Linked DNA regions of Homo sapiens: region 2 is linked to region 1. Evidence: chromatin contacts called from ENCODE Hi-C or POLR2A ChIA-PET data. All regions are on one chromosome and are shown on one strand. The core of a region is the stretch at or near the end of the contact, and the rest is flanking DNA. Distances in the headings are between cores, read along the strand shown.

Region 1 (2,815 bases), core at 167-2,666:
CTCGCTCACCTCCAGCACACTAGGCTCTCTGTGTTCCCCTTCCTACAGCACAGTGATCATGTTCCGGTCTCTGGGCCTTTGTCCTTGCTGCTCTCATCTTTGGGCTGTTCCCCTCACCTCCCTTGGGTCCCCTCCAATGTTCTCTCCTCAGAGAGGACTCCTCTCATCACTCTATTCCTTTCCTCTGAATTGTTTCCTAACACTACCTCATGTCATATACCCACTTGCCCGTTTGTTTATGGTCTGCCTCCTCTGCCCGAACGAATGTAAGCCATGGAAGGAAGGATACGTCTTGCTCACAGTGGAATATCCACCACCGACAACAGTGAGGCCCAGAGGGGACACGCGGCAAGTTTGATGAGTGAATAAATGGCTGTTGCTGCTGCTTGGTGTAAATGCACAGGATGCTGAGATTAACAGGTACTTCTGAGAGTGCCTGGGAAAGGTGATGAGTGGGGGAGATTGCATGAGAGCGAGCTGATAAAGACCAGTAAATGGAAATCCTTACGGGCGCGGTCAAGGAGGGAGTGCAGGATTATAATGGCAGGAAAGACAGCAAACAGAGGCAGTTTATTGTGTGACTGATGATGTGTTTTTTGCACTAGACCACTTACTATGTGTGGCTCTGGGCGAACTTCTTAACCTTTCTAAGCCTCAATTACCCGATCAGTAAAATGAGGCTGATAACCATAGTGCCTTCCATCCAGGGTTGTGGTGGGGGTTAAATGAACTAATGGAGCCTGGCACCGGGTGAGCACCCAATAATTAATTGCTATGACGGATTCAAGATTGGGGGAAGAATGTGAAATGTTGCAATGCAAAGAGATGTTTCTGTAATCGTTGCGAATCTTGGTCCAAAACTTACTACCCTGGAATAGAACTTGTTCCCAACCACTCACCCACACAAACATGTCTCTGCCTTGCTAACGCCATCACCAGCCTTTTCTCCTCTCTGACTCTTCTGAGGTCTAGCCCAGCGCCTGGTACAATAAGTTTCTCCATAAGTATTTGTTGTTTTTCTTTGCACTTCTCACCAACAGTGCTGCCAAGATTTTAACCTGGTCAGGAGAATCTGGTCAGGCAGAGATTAGTGTCTCCAACCTTCCTAGGGGAGAATGGGCTAGGTAGAAAGATAGCACTCAGAGGGCTCTGAATCATCTATAAGGGTGGCATAGTCATAGGAGGAGAGTGGGTTTGGTCCACCAGAACCTCCCTAGGGAGCCATCTGCGTCCAAGGGCGGCCAGAGGCCAAGAAAAGGCGCTGAGGCCTTGGCTCCTTTAAGAGGCGTGGCCTCACTGCAGCCTCCGCAGAGGCGATTGGCTGAAGCTACCGGCCGCGTGGGGCGGGACTCGGTTGCCAGGGAGCGGCGCGGGAGCCCTGAGGGGACTGCGGCGGCTGCGCGGAGGAGCGAGGCACTTGCTGGGGTCGGGGCTGCGCGACGGCGCAGGGGCTGCGGGGAGCGCCGCGCAGGCCGTGCAGTTCCTAGCGAGGAGGCGCCGCCGCCATTGCCGCTCTCTCGGTGAGCGCAGCCCCGCTCTCCGGGCCGGGCCTTCGCGGGCCACCGGCGCCATGGGCCAGTGCGGCATCACCTCCTCCAAGACCGTGCTGGTCTTTCTCAACCTCATCTTCTGGGTGAGCGGGGCCGGGCAGAGCGAGGGGCCGGCGGCGGGGCCGGGCGAGGCCGCGGCGGAGGCGCCCGTGGGGGCCGGGCTTGGGCCTGGGCGGGCGCGCGGGGGCCGCGCGCGGGCCCTCAGGCGGCTGAGGCGAGGGGAGGGCCGGGTGTGAGGCCGCTTCGCGAGGTCCCTGCCGGACCAAGCCGGGAGCCTGGGCGCGGAGGACAGCGAGGGGAGGCCTTCAGGGACTCCACGGCCTCCAGCCGGCGCCTCCGCGCTCGGCCCACGCGGGCTGGCTCCGTGCCAGGCGCCCCAGTCTCCCCCCCCCGGAGTCGCCGGCTGGACGGAGAGCGCTTATTGCAGACTGTAGCAGGACGTCGGGCTCGAAATAGGATCTTCGCCAGAGGCTCAGGTTCCGCGCTCTTTGTCGGGGCCTCGCAGACGAGTGGCCGTCCCGAGGCGGGCAGATCCGCGGGGACGCTGCGGAGCCGGGGCGGGGGTTCCACTTAACGCCCTTTGTGTGTGGAGAACCGGCTGACTGTCACCAGCCCAGAAAATGAAGGGTTTCAACTCGAGGAGCCAAATAATCCATTGACCAAGAACATCGGTCTATTTGTTTTGGTCATGGGGGTGACCAAACTGTGAGATTATAACTCTTGGTTAAATATATGATGGAGATGTCACAAGATTTTGAAAGTGATGAGTTCACTTTCAATAAAAGGTGGCTTATGAATTTTTAAGGGGTACACCCTCTTTGAAAGGAATGTTTATGTCATCTTAGTTTGGGTCCTTATCTCATCAGGGACTTTTATAGTAACCTAAGTTGTTCCTATCCGTCTCTCCACCCTCCAGCCCATCTGGACTTTGCACCCGGATAAATCTTTTAAAACGTTTCCTCTATCACATCACTTGATCTGAAAATAAGGAAAACAGAAGCTTCAGCGGTAGAATAAGGTTCAACTCCTTCCCCTGGTCTTGGAGCAGAAGTCCTCAGTCTGGTCCCAAATCACCTTGCCTCTCTGAACTTGTCATTTCCTTAAACACTTGAGTGCCCTGGACAGATTGCTCTGTCCACAGTCGCCAGAGCACTCCTTGAACATTCCGGTTAACCATACTGTGCCTCTTCCTCCTCCCCATTCAGCTCCTCCCTCCCACGCATACGCACACCTGTTCTGGAAAGAATCCTTTCCTCCTCCCCCGA
Region 2 (2,822 bases), core at 158-2,657, 3.0 Mb before region 1:
AGAAAGTGCCTTAAAATTGGTGACATGGTTACCGAACAACTAACCTTAAAAGTTTATGGTATTTTACACTTTTAAAAAATCAAATTCCGATTTCGGTTTGAAAGAGGAATTTAATCCTGTTTCTCGGAGCTTCAAAATCATTAATTCTGCCCGGCTTTTTTTTGAGACGGAGTCTCCCTCTGTCGCCAGGCTGGAGTGCAGTAGCGCGATCTTGGTTCACTGCAACCTCCGCCTCCCGGGTTCAAGCGATGCTCCTGCCTCAGCCTCCCAGTAGCTGGGACTACCGGCGCCCGCCACCACACCCAGCTAATTTTTGTATTTTTAGTAAAGACAGGGTTTCACCATGTTGGCCAGGATGGTCTCGATCTCCTGACCTCGTGATTAGTCCGCGTCGGCCTCCCAAAGTGCTGGGATTACAGGCGTTGAGTCACCGCGCGTGGCCAATTCTGCCCAGTTTTTATGGCCCAACAACTTAATATAAATTATCTTTAGGTAACCCCAAGGTCCTAACTTCCTCACAACTGGTTACAACTTCCGAGATGTGAAGGTAAATCATAGCGTCCCAACTGTGTAGGATAGTTAGCACGTGACTTAAAAACCAAGTTAAAAAGATTTCAAACACAATATTCTTTCATACTTTTTTAGGTAGCTAAAACTTAAATATAACTATTTCAAAAAAGCAGACAAAAAATTTAGAATCCTAAGCAAGCTAAACCCAAGCAGGAAAAAAAGAGACCAATTCCCTTCCCGGTGCCAGTCAGGAGTTGGAGACACCGGGCTGCCTCCGGCTGGTTTCTGAAAAACGCCGCAGGTGGAAAAACATCCCGAAGAGGACCTGAGACTCGGAGGAGGCGGGGAACTGACGCGCCCCAGTGTGCCCGGGGCCCTTCCGACCCCCGCCAGCCAACCGCTCGCAACCCGCTCGGGGCGGCGCGCGTCGCGGCCTCCGCGGCCCTGAAGAACTGAGGCTCCCGACCCCAGCGCGACCACCCTGACAGGAAGCGGCCCCCGGCCGCGGGCGCCCGCGCGCCGTCTGAGGTGAACCCGCCGATCTCCGGCCCCCACCCCCGGAGCCGGGAGTCCTCGCCCTCTCGCCCGCGGCCCCCGCGGGCCCACCACCTGCTGCGCCGGCCGGCCGCCCTCCGCTTCCGGCTCTCGGGCGCCGGGAGGGGCCGGGGGCGGGCCTCGCCTAGCTGCAGCCGGGTGGGGGAAGGGAGCAGGCGGGGGAGGGGCAGCGCCGGGCAAGCCGGGCCCCGCGGGCCGCGCTCCTCACCTGGCGGCGGGTCTCTCCGCCTGACACGCTGCGCGCCGCCGCCGGTAGCCGCCGGTGAATGGGTACAGGTAATGCCGCCGAACCCCTGCTTGCTCCGGCTCCGCCACCGCCGGCCCCTCCGTCCGCTGTTTATTAAACTTTTCTGTTTGGTTGTTCGGCCTATGACGCGACCGCGGAGGAGAGCCACTGGATTGGCCGGCTCCCGCGGCTGACGCGCGGGCCCCGCCCGCCCGCTAATTATTACCGGCGCGGGCGGGGCCGCAGGCCGGAGGAGGCGGGGAGAGGCGGGGTCAAGGCTCGGAGCGCACGGCAATTGGCCGGAGGCAGGAAAAGAGGCGGGGCGGAGCGAAAGGAGATGCTCCTCCGCCTTCTGCACCTCCAGTGTCCCTTGCTCCACTGCCCTCTCTGGGGCGCTTCCCGCCGCGGTTTCTCTACCTCCAATAGCTACGGGAAGGCGATTAAGAGGTGCCGCGGAGACTTTAAGGGCTTGGTTATGTAGGTTCAGGTACCTTTGCCACCTCGCAGGGAATGGCGTGTCCCTGTCTTGGACTGAGGCACCAAAAAGAGTTGCACTCCACCTGCCACTTGTGCAGGAAGGAATTCTGAGCTTCTGTCTTCCCATGCAGGCCGGCGCCTCAGTCTGCAAGCGCAAAGTCCGAGCTCAGGGCGCATACTGGAAAGCAGTTCTCTGCCCTGTCCTGAACTGGGACTTGGAAATAGAAGCAAGACGAGAAGCGTGCATGCACACGTGTGCAATACATACATGCACAGGCACAAGCACCCCCAGTTCCAGCCTGTTCCAAAAGCACGGGGTCAGTTCCCACCTGCGTGGTGCACGCTGGGCTGCTGCGCTGGAACTAGGGGTGATAGGCAGAATGGCTCCCCCTGAAGTTTTTCAGCCTTCGTTCGGGCTCACGAGCATCACGAGCAGGAAGTACGTGACACTTTAGTTCGAGGTCATTCAATCCTATTGTGAATGAGGAGTTCCGTTAGGGCATCCAGGTAGGCGAGCCCAGTCCTGAGAATCCTCTTTATTTTAAATGTTGGTATTTTGTTATTCATGGATTTTTTTTTTGCATTAATTTTAATTTTAAAAAATAAAAATGTTATTCATCTTGATCACTTAGTTTTTTGGTGCTCCCTTAAATGTTGTGCCTGAAGTGAGTACCTGTTGAGCATTTAGCAACACAGAAGTCACCTTGGGGAGTACAGTTTAAGTGGAGGACAAAAGCCTGATTGGAATGGTAATAAAACCTACTTGTTAGGCTATTTGTGGGGGTTAAATAACATAATATGTGTGAAAGAGCTTCTTGAACTAGCAAGGTTATGCGTCAAGTCTTACGGATTTTGTCTTAAATGTATTTTTCTTCCGATTCTTGTCCAGTTTATCGTTGTATTAACTCCAGCACCTAACCCAGTTGGATTTTCATATGCAGTTATTATGAATTTGCAGAAATTGGGTTTACATGACCTTTACTGCTTTCCTTTGTTCCAGATTCGTTCTGGGAGATTGAGAGATTATAGTATTGCATTGTGACGTGGAATGCAG

The links. A loop is a pair of places that touch in the nucleus more often than their neighbours do. ChIA-PET counts read pairs that join two places held with the same protein, here RNA polymerase II (POLR2A).
Region 2: a map of tibial artery shows a loop between it and region 1 (15-fold over the local background). The contact joins the promoter of ZFAND6 here to the promoter of TSPAN3 in region 1. A Hi-C loop is called at or near these places in 1 of 168 maps with a recorded cell type or tissue (tibial artery). POLR2A ChIA-PET finds 5 or more read pairs at or near these places in 1 of 52 experiments (naive thymus-derived CD8-positive, alpha-beta T cell).

Annotation. Positions count from the first base shown.
Region 1 is chr15:77,069,710-77,072,524 of GRCh38, reverse strand. TSPAN3 (tetraspanin 3) reads left to right here and starts at 1,416. Exons shown (of 7, transcript NM_005724.6): 1 at 1,416-1,633. The coding sequence starts at 1,571. RefSeq lists an enhancer at 1,050-1,109 and a silencer at 1,250-1,949.
Region 2 is chr15:80,058,261-80,061,082 of GRCh38, reverse strand. It overlaps ZFAND6 (zinc finger AN1-type containing 6), which reads right to left and starts at 1,407. Exons shown (of 7, transcript NM_019006.4): 1 at 1,274-1,407. RefSeq lists silencers at 835-1,704, 1,401-1,729.